3 separate regions of the Homo sapiens genome follow, and regions 1 and 3 are each linked to region 2. The links are chromatin loops, found by intact Hi-C in ENCODE. Cell type or tissue: natural killer cell. All regions are shown on one strand. Region 1 overlaps CCDC88C (coiled-coil domain containing 88C). Region 2 has its middle 16 kb from the start of GPR68. Region 3 overlaps CCDC88C (coiled-coil domain containing 88C).

What was found. A loop is a pair of places that touch in the nucleus more often than their neighbours do. Peaks named below come from ENCODE experiments on the same cell type or tissue, not always from the same donor. Only the 100,000 strongest peaks of a DNase experiment are listed, where the experiment ranks them.
Region 1: a loop joins it to region 2, with 3 times the contacts of the local background. A loop is called at or near these places in 1 of 110 quality-filtered maps.
Region 3: it touches region 2 in a loop (8-fold over the local background); 1 of 110 quality-filtered maps calls a loop at or near these places.

Annotation. Positions count from the first base shown.
Region 1 is chr14:91,372,745-91,377,744 of GRCh38, forward strand. All of the region lies in intron 3 of CCDC88C (coiled-coil domain containing 88C), which reads right to left. It overlaps LOC107984673 (a long non-coding RNA gene), which reads left to right. Exons shown (of 2, transcript XR_001750858.2): 2 at 1-1,507. Among named protein-coding and RNA genes, the nearest start is that of CCDC88C, 43 kb to the right of the region's middle. RefSeq lists enhancers at 1,225-1,294, 2,757-3,429, 4,346-4,605, 4,779-5,000. In natural killer cell, no CTCF peak of the experiment used is centred here; DNase peaks (open chromatin) are centred at 277, 957, 2,297, 4,517 and 3 weaker places; H3K4me3 peaks cover 201 bases; H3K27ac peaks cover 5,000 bases.
Region 2 is chr14:91,225,746-91,230,745 of GRCh38, forward strand. No RefSeq gene overlaps it. Among named protein-coding and RNA genes, the nearest start is that of GPR68, 16 kb to the right of the region's middle. RefSeq lists enhancers at 2,642-2,701, 2,712-2,991, 3,022-3,341, 3,402-3,491, 4,039-4,088. In natural killer cell, no CTCF peak of the experiment used is centred here; DNase peaks (open chromatin) are centred at 1,626, 2,876, 4,196, 4,766 and 1 weaker place; H3K27ac peaks cover 4,603 bases.
Region 3 is chr14:91,313,388-91,318,387 of GRCh38, forward strand. It overlaps CCDC88C (coiled-coil domain containing 88C), which reads right to left. Exons shown (of 30, transcript NM_001080414.4): 14 at 2,263-2,400; 15 at 1-763. Among named protein-coding and RNA genes, the nearest start is that of GPR68, 71 kb to the left of the region's middle. RefSeq lists an enhancer at 2,724-3,113. In natural killer cell, no CTCF peak of the experiment used is centred here; DNase peaks (open chromatin) are centred at 2,654, 4,394 and 4,684; H3K27ac peaks cover 4,042 bases.

The sequences.
Region 1 (5,000 bases), 150 kb after region 2:
GAGTCCCCTCTGCCGGCTCCACCACCACGTTGCTGCTGGGCCTCGGCATCAAGCCCTGCCAGGTGGCCAGAAAGGCAGGTGGCCGGGCAGGCAGGCATCACTTAACCTAGCGACAATCAAGCCTGTGCCTGGCATGAAGTCAGGCCCCCGGAGGTGCTGGCTGAACCTGAGGCCTTTCCTAGCCGTCAGGTTTTGCTGGGCACTGTGCTCTCAACATGCTCCGGGGCGACACACCATCCTCCCTCCTGCTTCAACACAGGGCAGCTCTGCAGGGGGCAAACACAGGAAGCCACAGTCACCACAGTGAGCCCATAAAGGAAGACAGTCCCAGCTACCTGTGTGTGCGAGGAGTGGGGTCCATTCTAGAGATCCCCAGGAATGCACAAACCGTCCCCAGCCCCTGGGCTCAGGACCAAGGAGGAAGAACTGAGCTGGGACATCTGCTGGGGCCACCTTCTCTCTTCTCCCTCTGGCCTCAGGAGGGCCAAGAAAAACACACACGATACCAGTGCCCTATGGTGGTCTGGACTCAAGAGAGCTGGCTTGGACGCTATGCTGAGAACACTAGGGGCAGGTCTGGCCCTGGGAGCAAGTGTGCCACGGTTCATCAGTGACATCTGCCTGGGGCCAAGCAGAACTTGTGCTGGTCAAATAGCAAAGGATGAAGAGAAGGAAAAATTCTACACACATGGGAACCATGAGTCTCCAGCATGGATAAATAAGACTGTAATTACCCCTCCTTAGCCCCCACTCGCTCCTCCAAAAAAGCTTTCTGGAGGAAACAGACAGCAGAGCAGACATTTCATGCAAACTGGTCTCTTTTCATTACAGGAGTTTGCAGCAAAAGATCAGACTTCATCTAGAGAGCAAGAAACTCTCTATTCTATCACCAAGAATGTATTCTATAGCAGGAAACTGGGGGAGGGCATATCGGGACACAGTTGAAAAGCCGGGGAGGAGGAAGGTTCAGAAGTGACAAGTTTCTAATGACTAATATCTCGGCAGGAAGTGAAAATCTCAAAAGATGTTATCAACTTTGCAGCAGCTGTCCAAGTTGGGGGGTGGGCAGGGGTTGGAGGTGACCTGGCAGCCCAGCCGGTCCCCTGCCCACCCGCACCTGACAAAATCCTCTCTGTCCAGCCACACTTGCCTCCAATGCCTTCCTCAAACCCCTCCGCCGGCAATGATCACTTCCTCAGCAATCAGTGCCCCCAGGCCCCTCTCTCGTGTCCCTGCCTGAGTCCCACACAGGGAACTGAGATCCTCAGGGTCCCCAGGGCAGATGCTGGAACATGCTCACCTCTGAATCCCCCCAGGGCTCTGCACAGTGTGGCCCACAGCAGATGCCTGCCAGCTGCTGGCTAAATGGAACTGGCTGCGGGGAGGAAGGCTCTGGTGAGAACAGAGGCTTTTTGGGACCTCCAACTAAACGCACCCTCCCCCATCTACAGTGTAAAGAACACTTTATTTCGAACAGCAATAAATCAGCATGCTGCATAAACCAGGAGCTTGGCTAGACACACTGTGTCTATTACCTCTCATCCTAACTCTTGCAGGCAGTAGCAGGGTTAAGTCCACCAGGTATCTGCTAATGCAAGGTCCATTTGATCAATAGGTATTTTTCATTGCTTGGAATATTGGAGTAAATGAGAGGGCTAAAGAGGTAAATATATGTCACATGTGTGTGTTAAGAAGCAAAATAAAGGAACATAGGAGGAAGTGACAGAAAACATAGCTCTTACAGACAGGTGGTCAAAGAGGGCCCTCGATGAATCGTCAGCTGAACAAAATGCGAGTGTAGGGAGGGTGTGAGCCAGGTGGACGGGTGGAACTGGAGAATCCCAGGCAGAGGGAACAGCCAGGGGCAAGGGGTTACAGCCAGAACAGGCCGTGCAGTCCTGCTGAGCACAGAGCCTGGGGTGGCCCAACCGACCTTTGAGGCCATTCCAACAGTCTGGCAGCATCTGCAGTGGTCTCTGCAGTCAGGCTCATTCCGAAGCCTCAGGAGGCACAAGGAAGTCTCACACAAGTAACTCACTGTGATCCCAGGGGTAGTTTAAGCTTGGGTTCCAGGCACAGATGACTGGTAGTGGTTACCTAGAGTTCTGTGTTGAGAAGGATTCTGAGGCCAGATCTGGGCTCAGAGACAAAGAGGGCCAAGATCGGTCAATGGTGCCTGTCAGAGCCAGGAATGAAGATGTGGTGACACTCCCTTACGGAGCCCAATGGGACAGGCACTGTAACACGTATGTGGTATACAACATGCCGAGGGGATGTGGGCAAAACACCAGGAACTCTCTTCACTAGTTACGAAGCTACAGACTGAGTTTCCTCTGCTAAACCAGCCTTACTCTTCGAGTCTCCTTCTTGGGCTGTGGGCTCCTGAGGGTGGTGATCTGGGCGGTCTCGCTCCCCAGGGCTCTCCCAGGGCCTGGCACACAGCAGGGCTCAGCCATCATTTGCCAAATGAGCTAATGAAGGGCCACAGGCCCCAGGGTTAGCATGCGCGCGTGTCTGTGTGTGTGTGTGCGCGCGCGCATGTGGGAGAGAGAGAGACAGGCTGTGTGAACAGCCTGAATCTAAAGGACTGGGACAGAAACAATGCCCTTCAATTAGACCAACTGGACCCCTGCTGTGTGAGGCTCCGACCTGAGGACTCCAAAAAAAATCAAATCAGATGAAGCTTATTCTTCCTTTTTTCCTTTAAGTAGGGAAGCTTTTCTTCAGATGTGGGTGAGGTGGGGAAGAGGGGGGTGGGCAGCGGAATCAAAGAGCGTTTTCGGGGAAGGAGGGAAGGGCAGGCGCACAGACCCGCCCCGGCACCTGCTCACGAGGCAGACCAGCTGCTCTGGCTTCCCCGCAGGGCCGGCCGAGAGCCCACACTTCAGGCAAATAAAAGCACCCTCACCAGCTGTTCCCATGGCCAAGCCAAGCAGGATGGCAGTCTGTGCCAGCCCTGCCTCGGCAGCAAGTGGACTCTTCCAGCCCAAGCCACGAGATGAGGGGAGACTCAACCCTGTCCGTGCCCGGAGCACCTTCCCTGTGCGAGGCTCCTCAGGGCGAGTGGGGGGCAAATGTCTCCTTCTGATCTGACCCTTTCCAGCAGGCATGCATCTTCTTGCGTTCAATGGGGCAGGTGCCGTAACTGTGCCCATTTTACAGAGGAATAAACTGAGATACAGACAGTAAGGATGTGCCCTGGGGTCACATGACTACAAGTGGCGAGGCTGGGGCTGGAAACGTAGACCTTCCAGCCCCGCGAGTTCACAGGAGAAGAGGCTTGAACCCAGTCAGCCAACAGCCAGCAGCCCAAATGTATCTGCGGAGGAGACCTGAGGAGCTGGCAGGCGCAGAGGACCCTTTAGGCTGTGGCAGCCAGGAAAGGCCACACTTGTCACTCCCGCTGCTGCCCCCCAGGACAGGGTGACGATCATAGGTCAGGCTTCTCTCCTGTGAGCTCAGAGCCTCCTGAAACACCCAGGTGCTCGTCGCCGGGCATATGCATGTCTGGCTGGTGGTGGGGGCGCTGTCTGCTCCTGCTCCCTGACCTTGGTCGCCATCTTCTGCGCTTTGCACACTCATGACTGCCTCGATTTTATATCCACTCATGTGTTCATTCACTCACCCAACAAGCGTTTAGTGAGCCCCCGTCCCCTCAAGGCATGTGCTAGGAGCCAGGGCGTTATAGTGAATGGAAACAGATAGGACCCCTGCCCCCCAGGAACCACAGTCAAGGTAGTGAGGGACTTTTATCCACCGCCGTCTCTGGAGAGCCCACAGGTGGGAACACAGCCCTGGTGGGGCACAGGGAGGCTCTAAACAAACATTTCCTGCATGAACGCAGAGGTGAGAAGGAATGCCGGGAAGCCTGCAGCTGGGCATCCTGAGAGCCACCTGGCAGCAGAGGCAGAGAGCAGAGATGCGGAAGAGTGGCTGGTGCTGTCTGTGGGGAGGCCCAGGGGTCCCCTGGATGGTGCCCTCCCATGGGGGCCACGCACCCCCAGGTAAGCCCAGTGTCGGTTCAGCCCCCAGCTGGCTGCCCACGACACCCAGGCCTGCCGAGGTAGGAAAGGATGTCTGTCTCTCAGTCACACTGCCGAGCCCCTGAGGTTAATATCCCAAAGTGACTGCCACAGCCCCGGCCACCCAGACCTGGGAAAGTGGGGCTGGCCCCAGGACATCGTGAAGAACTGCTCCGGGTGGGCAGACCAGCCACTCCACACCCACCCGAGCAAAGCTGCCTGCCCGCCCCCCCTCCCTAACCAACTGCCACAAAGTGGCTCTCACCCTGTGTCCACTGAGACACTGGTCTTGAAGAAAGGAGAAAAAACAAAGAGAAACAGAAACCATGAAAAAGCACCCCCACCTGAACAAACAAGCTCATCCCACCTCAGACTGCCTGCCCTGAGCTTTTCTCAGGAGGAGGGGGTGGCAGTGGCCACTGAGGGCTGGCAGCATCAGTTGCCAGGGACAGGGCATGGGTGCCACGCGAGCCCTTCCACCCATTCCTGTGTGGCAGGCTGAGACATGAGCTTACTCTTCCACCGCGGAGCTCCCAGCCTGAGGCCTGCTGTGAAGATGACAGTTCACGCGCATGAGAGCCGGAGCGATGGTGCTGAACTGCTGACGATCTATGCCACTTAGCTCTGAGGTCGGCAGGCGCGGTTATTCACTCCCTGAACCAGCGAGCAAGTGGAGTTCAGGGGGTTAAGGGATGCACCCCGGCCACCCGAGCATGGGACGCATCATGGGACTCGTCGTCAGTTCTTGAGAGTCCAGATCTCTTGCTAAATGCAGATGGCCCCCCCCCGGTGCCACTTCAAGGTTCTGACTTTTTTAACCCACAGGATTCACAGTATAATCATTATGTACCCAGAAGTGCTAAGAACCATGGTGGGGAGGGTTACAAGATGCACCCCTGAGAATTATGTTCATCTGTGAGTAACAAAGACCTTAAAAATTGTGACTTACACAAGATTGAAGTTTCTCAGGAGACAGGC
Region 2 (5,000 bases):
CGAATGCCTGGGTTTATATCCCGATCATTGTCCCTCCTGCTGTGCTCTCAGGCGATAGATGATTGGCTATTTCTTTACCTCCTGTTTTTGCCTAATTAGCATTTTAGTGAGCTCTCTGATTGGTCGGGTGTGAGCTAAGTTGCAAGCCCTGTGTTTAAAGGTGGATGTGGTCACCTTCCCAGCTAGGCTTAGGGATTCTTAGTTGGCCTAGGAAATCCAGCTAGTCCTGTCTCTCAGTACCCCCTCTCAACAGGAAAACCCAAGTGCTGTTGGGGAGGTTGGCTGACAACTGCTCTAACTGCTTCCTGCTGAATTGGGGCGTAGTAGGGGTTGTGCAGTTGAGATTTCCTCGGGAGGGGTGCCTTCGATGTCATCAACATCGGAGCATGGGCTAGCAGGCCGGTCCAGGGGTCCATGGTAGATCTTAGTCATGGACTGCATCTGGGGCTCCATTTGAAGAACTATTTGTAGTTTTACAGCTTTGATTCTGGAAGAGACAAACTTAACAAGGAGGTTAAAGATAAAGGGATTGAAATGTATGGGCTGCAGTGCAGGGGATTATTTCTTTGGCACACTTCACAGGCCTTGACTATCTGCTTGATAGTTTTGAAAAGGCCTGGTCTAGTAAATAATAATTTGACCATCTGATGGGTGCTATTAATGCCTAAGAGAAAGATATGGTGAAGGGTTTTAAGTAATTTCCATTGGTTAGCTGCAGGCATAAGTATTTTTCCTTCTTCGGTGGCTGGCCATTCTGAGGGGAGGAAACTATGTCCTCGTGAGGTTCCCCATTCTATTTCTTCTGAGTACTGGGGCTTGGTTTCCTGGAGGGGATTACCCTATACTAGGGCTCCTTCTATAAGCATTTCTAATGGAGGGTCCTGCCTTGTGGCTCTTTTGGCTTCAATATCCGCTTGGTGGTTCCTTTCTATTTCCCTTTCCTTTCCTTTCTGGTGACCCCGGCAGTGTAAGACTGCCACCTCTTTAGGTTTCTGTACAGCCAATAATAATCTCCTAATGGCTTCCTGATGTTTGATAGGTGTTCCCTCGGAAGTTAGGAATTCCCTTCCTCTCCATATTGCTGCACGGGCATGGAGGACTAGGTAAGCATACTGTATATATATTTACCCGAAAAGGTGAAAGTTCTTGACTTAATAAAGAACAAGTTCATATATTGAGGCTACTAAGCTCTATGGTAAGAATGAATTTTCTATCCATGAAATTGAGAAGGAGGCTGGGCATGGTGGCTCATGCCTATAAGTATTCCCAGCACTTTGGGAGGCCGAGGAGGGCAGATCACTTGAGCTCAGGAGTTTAAGACTGGCCTGGGCAACATGGCAAAACCCCGTCTCTACCAAAAATAGAAAAAATTAGCCGGGCGTGGTAGTGGGCGTCTATAATCCAGCTACTCGGGAGACTGAGGTGGGAGAATCGCTTGAAACTGGGAGATGGAGGTTGCAGTAAGCCCAGATTGCGCCACTGCACTCCAGCCTGGGTGACAGAGCGAGTCTCTGTCTCAAAACAAAAAAGAAAAAAAAAAGAATTGAGAAGGAAAAAGAGATATGTGCTAGTTTTGTTGTCAAACCTCAAGCTGCAAAAGTTCTGGCCACAATGTGTGGTAAGTGATCAGTTAAGATGGAAAAGGCATTACATGTGTGGGTGGAAGACGTGAACAGAAACGTGTTCCAACTGACAGCAGTCGAGTTCAGTACTATCCACTGGGGATCTTGGAACATACTCCACGTGGATGAGGGGGTACTGTTATCATTAGGGCATAGTCAGGCAGCCGTGCATGGTGGCTCACACCTGTGATCTCAACACTTTGGGAGGCCAAGGCAGGAGGATCCCTTGAGCCCAGAAGTTTGAGACCAGCTTGGACAACATAGTGAAATCCCATCTCTACAAAAAAAGTTTTTAAAATTTGCCAGGCATGGTGGTATGCTCCGGTAGTCCCAGCTACTCATGGGGCTAAGGTGGGAGGATCACTGGAGCCTGGGAGTTCGAGGCTGCAGTGAGCTGTGATCACACCACTGCACTCCAGCATGGGTGACAGAGCAAGAGCTAGTCTCAAAAAAGGAAAAAAAGAAAATGGTAAAATGTGCAAATGTGGAATATATATTTACAAAGTTCTTGGGTTTTACAGAAGATTTACTCCTACCACCACCAAAATATTTATACCTTTGAAATGCTTTTTTTTCCAAACAGCATTTTGTTTACTAAGGCAAAAGAACAGCATTTTGTTTACTAAGGCAAAAGGTCCTTTGAAGAGCCTAACATTTATCACCATTGCTGCCCCTCACCTCACCCCTAACACTATTCCACCTCCTCTCTGTCTGCTCCCCTGCACCCCCTGAGCCCAGACCCTTTAACCTCTTGCATAGGAGGGCAGCCTCACCCTGTGGGTGGGTCAGGCCTCTCCAGTGCTCAGGCGGCTCAGAGTCCTCCTGAACAACTCCAGTCACTTGCCCTTATCTCTTTCACAAGCTCCCACTGCACAGTGCCCAACAACATTAGAAACTGAGTCACTGACCGTGTCCCATTACACTCTTACAATATCCTGTGCTGGTTGCACTGCTGAGTGACGGCTGACTCACCCAGATCAGGGGAGTCCAGCTTCGCAGCCATGGCCCCAAATGTTTGTTGAACCTGCTTAATTTTCATTCATTTCCTTAAACAGGTCTAGTTTCATTCTTTAAGGAGCAACAGTTGTGAGAATAGAACACAGAGGGTAGAAATGAACCCCGCATTGTACACACAGCAGTTAAGCGTGAGGATGTAGCACAGTGGTTCTGGGACTGACTTCAGTTCTCCCTATGCAGGGGCATGATGCAGCCCTGGGCGGAAGTTGCTGGGGCTGGGGCTCTCCAGGTCTCCCTTTGTCATTCTAGGGGAGTTCCCACAGGCAGGGGCTGTGCTCAGTGCTGGTGCGGCAGCAGGGCTGACACCTCCAGCATCCTGAGAACTCAGCCACATGGGGATCTGCGGCATCTCACGGCTCAGTGAAGCCACCTCAGCTCTGCAGCCTCCCTGACCACATGTCCTCCAATTAGGATTTTTGTCCCTGATTTGGGACTGCAGAGTTCCATGTAGCGAGGGCCTCTGATTGAGATTGTACCCCGACGTTTCTGCAATCTTGATGGCTAGAAGAGAGAAGCCCTCACCATGGTAAAGCTGCCAGCACGCTTCTGACTCATGTTTTGGGGGAAGACACAAATGGGTCTTTGGTTTTGCAGTAGTAACAGCAGGGTTCTCTTCTGGCATGGAGGAGTCTGAGGCATAACCATGTAATGGGTTGTCTTCACTGTGGGCAGAAATTCATGGGGAGAGGATTTCAGTTGTTTGGTAAAGAGGCTGACACCAGGTTGAGCCCAGAGAAAGCTGAGAATAAGGGTCCTAGACTCAGTGACACATCCAAACCCCTGACCCCGCTACAGGGAGAGGCAGGCCTGTGGTCCAACATCAGGGGCTCTGATGCAAGGGAGAAGACCCCTTAGCAGGGCCCAGCCCAAGGACCACAGGAGCTCTGCATTCCAGGATCCAGTTTTGATGCTTGTCCATTCCACTGTAGGATTCCTGCTCAGACCTTTAGTAGTTTTGCTCAGCTTTCCTCTTTTATCCTAGCCTTGACTGTGCTTTGAGGAAGCACCTGTATCCATGGGGTGGCCATGGTGAGTGTGGCTGCAGCCTGCAGAAGCTAGTTACAGGGAGATAGGAGATGACATGCAGGGAATGATGGGGTGATTTAAGGCGAGATATGGGCCTGGTGCCAACCAGAATGGATTTGTGGGACATAGGAGCATCACTGGGCATTTCCAAGAACATTGAGGGGAGGTAATCCTGGTGAACAGTGCATAGGATGCTCCATGGATAACAAGGGCAGGCTGGAGACCTTGGCACCTTGAGGGGAGAATGAGCCACACAGACCCTGCAGGAGATGGATCAAAGACAAGTGAGCCAGCTAAGCAGGTCAGGGCTCCTTAGTCCCCTGGAGGTCCTCTGGCCCCTCCGTCACTCAGCAGGGAAAGGCATTCCTCTGAGGTTGTTCCTTGCCCCTCATTGCACGGGCTTTGCTGACCACCAGCCCCGACTTGGTCCAGCCCACTGCATTCTGCTACATCCTGCCCACTCCCTGTGGCTTCCACTGGCTGCACGATGAGGTCTAACTCAGATTCGAAAAACCACTTCCTCTAGGCAAGGTGGAGAGGAGGATGTGGCTTACCAGCAATTCACATAAACTCAATGTGTGTCAGCAATAAGATTTCTCACCAGAAGTAAAGAAGCAGAGAGGAAAATGGGCCTGTTCTCCATGGGGCAGGTCAGACAGACTTGCTCTCACTTCACATTCCAGGCATCGCATTTGAAGAAGTGGATTTTGTTTAGAGGAAGGTACAGAGGGGTGGGTGCTTAAAACCTCTTAAGTTTAGGGCTGGATGTGGTGGCTTATGCCTGTAATCCTGGGGAGGCCAAGGCAGGTGGATCACTTGAGGCCAGGAGTTTGAGACCAGCCTGGCCAACATGGTGAAACCCTCTTCTCTACTAAAAATACGAAAATTAGCTGGCTGTGGTGGCACACGCCTGTAATCCCAGCTACTTGGGAGGCTGAGGCAGGAGAATTGGTTGAACTTGAGAAGCAGAGGTTGCAATGAGCCAAGACTGTGCCACTGCACTCCAGCCTGGGTGACAGAGCAAGGCTCTGTTTCAAAACAAAACAAAAAACCTGTTAAGTTGAGGTGGCTTGAAGAGCTGCCTGTCAGAGACTGGCCAGATACTCACCAATTCTGCCTCTCTTTCCTGCATCCATAGGAAAACTACCTTTCCCAGCCTCCCTTGCAGTTAGGTTGAGGCCACATGCCTGGGATCTGACCAATGGAATGTAAGTAGCAGGGATATCCGCCATTTCCACACTTGGCCAAAAACCCCTGTGAGATTCTCTTTTTGCTGCATCCCCTTACCTGTGTGGGTGAAAAGGGAAGACCCCAAGATGATGGACTCTGGTGATG
Region 3 (5,000 bases), 88 kb after region 2:
TGGCCAGCCGGAGGGCCTCCAGGTCCCGCCGCAGCGCCTGGCGCTCAGCCTCCAGCTCGCCCAGCTCACTCTCCAAGGTCTGCGTCTTGTGGCTGCTGCTCTCCAGGCTCTGCTGCAGCCGGAGGTTCTCAGCGCTCACGCTCTGGTAGCTGAGCTCCAGGCGCTCTGACTTCTTGCCCAGCGCCTTGAGCAGATCCACGTTCTTCCTCAGCTCCTCCTTCTCACGCTCCAGCTGCTGGTTCTCCCTCTCCATCTGTGCCAGCTTGGTGCTGGTGAAGCGCATGGTCTCCACCAGCCTGCGCAGCTCCAGGTTCTCTGCGTCCAGCTGCTTGTTGTCACGCTCCAGGCCCTCAAGCTGCAGGGACACGTTCTGCAAGGTGTCCAGAGACTTCCTCAGAGTCCGGTTCTCCAGCTGCAGGCCCTGGCTCTCATGCTCCAGGGCCTCGACTTTCTCGGTGGCTGTCTCCAGGGAGGTCACCTTCCTGGCCAGCCTCCCGTTCTCCTCCTGGAGTCGCTGTAGCTCCCTCTCCAGCTTCTCTGCCCGCTCCCCCTTCTCCTTGGCCTGCTCCAAGTCCCTGTGCAGCTGCCGCTTCTCAAACTCCAACTGGCTGAGCTTGCCATTGGCCTCCGTCACCGTCTGGTGGAGGGCTTTGTTCTCCTTCTCCACGTCTTTCATGCGGGCCTCACTGCTGACCTGCGACCTCTCCCGCAGCGACCACATGGCTCGGTTGAGGTGGTCCTTTTCCTGCTCAAGGTCCTTGATCTACGGGAAAACACAACAGGCACAACCCAGGCTGCTGCAGGAACCTATTTCAGTGACATGGGCTCACACTGGGGATGGGAGAGAGAAGGCCTTGAACGGCTGTCCTACCTGTGCTCAGACACTGCCTGTGCGTTCCCCAGAGGCTTGACAGACACAGGTGAGTGGGCACAGACACCACCACTTAGATGGTTCAAGTCAGAATACACTCAGAGCAGCCAGGATGATTTTAAAATGTAAATACATCTCTCTCCCTCACTTAAGTTTCAGCGGTTTCTCTTGGTCTCTGGTAGCCGGGCCCTGCCCACCTCTGCAGCCTCTGCTTACACTACTCTCCACCTCCTGCTCACTGCTCCTAGCCCAGCTGACTGTGAACACTTTGCACATGCTGATCCCTCTGCCTGGAGTACTTTCCTCTGGCTATCAGCCTCACTGGCTCTTTCTTATACTTGGGGTCAGTTCCCCAAAACATCCTGGCATGATGATTCTAAGGTAGCCGTGTATCCCAGTATTCTCTCCCTCAGCACCCTATTCTCTCAGTAGCACCCTCCTGAGATCATCTTGCCTGTCACCTGGAAGTGTGCCTTCCTGGCTGTGAGCAACATCTGGGCAGGGCCCTGTCCGTCTGTTTACCATGCACCATTCTAACCATCTTCTCTGGGCTTTTTATTCCTCTACTACAGATGCCAAAAAGCTAAAATACTTGGGGCCAGTGATGGTGGCTCATGCCTGTAATCCCAACACTTTGGGAAGCTAAGACGGGAGGATCACTTGAGCCCAGGAGTTCGAGACCGGCCTGGGCAACACTGTGAGATCCCATCTCTATTAAACAAAAGAAAACATAAACAAAAACAAAAAACTAAAATACTTGGTGCCCTGGCATTCTTTGCAGGCAGAGGTAGCCACACGTTAGTTCTGGCCAACGTGACGTCTACGGAGCATCCTTGGGAGGGTTTCCCTGTGATGCTAAGCCCTCCACCTTTCTCCTGCTTGTACCTTAGGGATGTGCAGCAGCCACTGCTAAGGCTGGCAGAGCTGTAGGCAAGAGGCCTGGTTCCTGATGGCATCCCTGAGCCACTACATCAGCCCTGGACTGCCCGCCGTGTGAGGCAAATAAAACCACACGGATTTGCCAGGGTTCTCAGCTGGGGCACTAAGAACATTTGCAGATGGAGTGTTCCTGACCTGCGCACTGCAGAATATGTAGCAGCATCCTTGGCCTCCACCCACTCCATGCCAGGAGCACCACCCCCTCTCTTCCCCGGGGTCACGACAATCAAAAATGTCTTGAGACATTGCCAAATGTCCCTTGGGAGGCAAAATTCACCCCACCTTTTCCCACCGCCAGTTGGGAAATTGAGAATTGCTGATTTAAGCTGTGGCTAAGCTAGGTAACGGATAATCCATGCATCCACAATACAGTACCAGGAATGGCTGTAATCCCGGCTCTCCGTCTTGCAGGCAGGGGTTCTAGGAGAGGCGTTAGTGGTGGAGGCACCTACCTGCCTGGCTTTGTCAGCCTTCAGGGTCTCCATGTCACTCTGCAGCTGCTCCTTCTCTCTGATCAGCTCCTCACTGAGGGTCTCCAGATCTTGGTTGCTCTGCTTTTCTCTCTCCAGCTGGGTTTGTAACTTTTCAATCTGCAGAACCAAAAGACCCAGCCCAGTGCAGACATCAGTCCTACGAAGTGAACCATGATTTAAAACAAAACAGAAACCACCCCAACAGAATGCACTGATGGGTCTTTTCTCAAGGGAAGACCTCCTGACATCATTCTGTAGCAACTCCCCACACCACAGCTGTCACTCTTAAGACAGAAAGTCACCAGGAAGCAAACCATCACCATCCCCCCAGCGTCCCTCTGCCCCATCCTTGCTGCCATGTGCTCCACCGCCTGAGGCCGCCACCGCTGGGTGCCCTCGGGGGTTTCACACGCACCCAGCTTCCTGTCCTCCTGGAGACTTCCTGCCTCAGTTGGTGATGTCACCTGGCTGCTCAAGTGGCCCTCTGTTATATCTCTTCCTCTTTCACCTCCATGGAAATGTGTCACCAAGCCCTGTCCTTCTTACCCCTTCCACACTTCCACCATCTCCCTCACAGGCCAGGCCACATTTTGTCTGGCCTGGACAGCCACCCAGTGATCTCCTTGACATCAAGGTCTTATGCCAGAACCCACCTGTTCGCAGCCCTCCTAAACATGAACTACCTAAACAGAGGTCCTTATGCTCCCCGTTGCACACGAGTGCCCGCCTTGCTGAAATGCAGATTCTGACTCAACCTTTTTTTTTTTTTGAGATGGAGTTTTGCTCTTGTCGCCCAGGATGGAGTACAATGGCATGATCTTGGCTCACTGCAACCTCCGCCTCCCAGATTCAAGCAATTTTCCTGCCTCAGCCTCCTGAGTAACTAGGACTACAGAAGCCTGCCACCACGCCCATCTAATTTTTGTATTTTTAGTAGAGACGGGATTTCACTGTGTTGGCCAGGCTGGTCTCACAGGTGATCCGCCTGCCTCGGTCTCCCAAAGTGCTGGGGTTAACAGGCATGAGCCACTGTGCCCGGCCAACCCTTGCATTTCTGATTGCTGTTGCTTCTGGTCTAAAGGTGTGATTTCCTGGGTCCTACCTACCCCTGATGGACCCCTCATCTTTCTCATTCTGTGGTTCTTTGTCCTATACTCCGGTCCATCCCCGAAGAAGACCTGTGCACCTGATGAACCTGCTGGGCTAAGGTATGGGATGGCTGCAGACTTTCTGGCCCCCAGAGGGTTTCCTGTCCTCCCTGCAGCCACTGGCATGGGCAACAGTCTCATGTGGTGCAGCATTAGGTTTTCCTGGGAGTTGTGGGTGCCAGGACCCTGCCCCTCAGCCCCCAGGCTGCATGTCTTCACATGAGCTGCTCCTGCCTCTCATGACAGGCCCCCAAAGGGCTGCCCCTCTTCCTCTAAAAATAAGGATTCTTTTTCCTTCCTGACTCAAAGAATGAACTCTTATGACTTCAATACAAAGCTACAGACACAGAGGAGGGAGGGGGCTTCTCTAGGACCCATGGAGGTGCCTTGAGTTAGAGAGAAAGATGTTTTAACTTCAGGGAACTATGGTTTCCAGAGGTCCCAGACCAAAGCAAGCGTGCAGCCTGGGCTACATTCGGGGTGAGATGAAGAGCCAGGTTGGCACTAGGGGCCCCCTGTGGGACTCAGCAGGGCCAACGGGCTTGCTTACTGACTAGGAAATGCCAGCTGGATGGCTGAGGTTGGAGAGGGAAATTCAGGATGAGCTGAGCTGGCTGAGGGTTGCCAGGCCTGAAGCACAGCCTGCCTCCTGCTGGTGCTGAAGGGTTCACCTGTCAAATGCTGGCGAGCACCCTCTACGTGTCAGACTCTGGGCTGGGCACTGGGGCCAATAAAACAGTCAGTGAGACATGGACAGAGAGTGAAGGGAGAACCACCCTGCAGGGTCGGGCCAGATTCCAGCCAGGCTCAGGGCAGGCCAAGGACGAGAGGGAGGAGAGAGCTCCAGGCTTCAGACACAGGACAGCCCTGCCTGCAAACAGCGGCCCCTCCCTTCCGGCGCCCCCACGACCAGAGAGTGTGTGCCAAGACAGGGCCTCCCGAGGGCCACGGCAGGAGAGGCTGGCGTCGGGCCAGGGAGGAAGTGGGTAGGGCCTGAGAGATCAGCATAAGGAGTTGTGGTGGGTGGGCGACGCCCCCGCCAGGTCCTGTTTGTACAGAGGAGGGGCCACAGCAGACAGGACAGGGCAGAGAGATGCCTGGGCACCACCCTGGTGACCTGCCAGAAGGGGCCCCAAAATATCACTAGGCCAGAGAGATAATACTGCAGGCTTTCTGGGGCAGCGTCGTGAGGACCTGCAGAGCTGGAGGTTCTCATCTTCCTAAAGGGCAATTATTTTTATCATGGCCAAGGTTGGGCTGCCACTTATGAAGACATTTCCCGTGCTAGGCCCACATGAATCTAAGAAACCAAAACACTGAGTCAGCCACAGTGGCTCACACCTGTGCTCCTAGCACTTTGGGAGGCTGAGACCGAAGGACTGCTTGAGCCCAGGGGTTTGAGACCAGCCTGGGCAACATAAAGAGACCCCAGTTCCAAAAAAAAAAAATTAGCTGGGCGTGGTGGTACGTGCCTGTGGTCCCAGCTATTCGGGAGGCTGATGTGGGAGGATTACTTGAGCTCTGGAGGTCAAATCTGCAGTGAGCCATGGTCACACTACCGCACTCCTG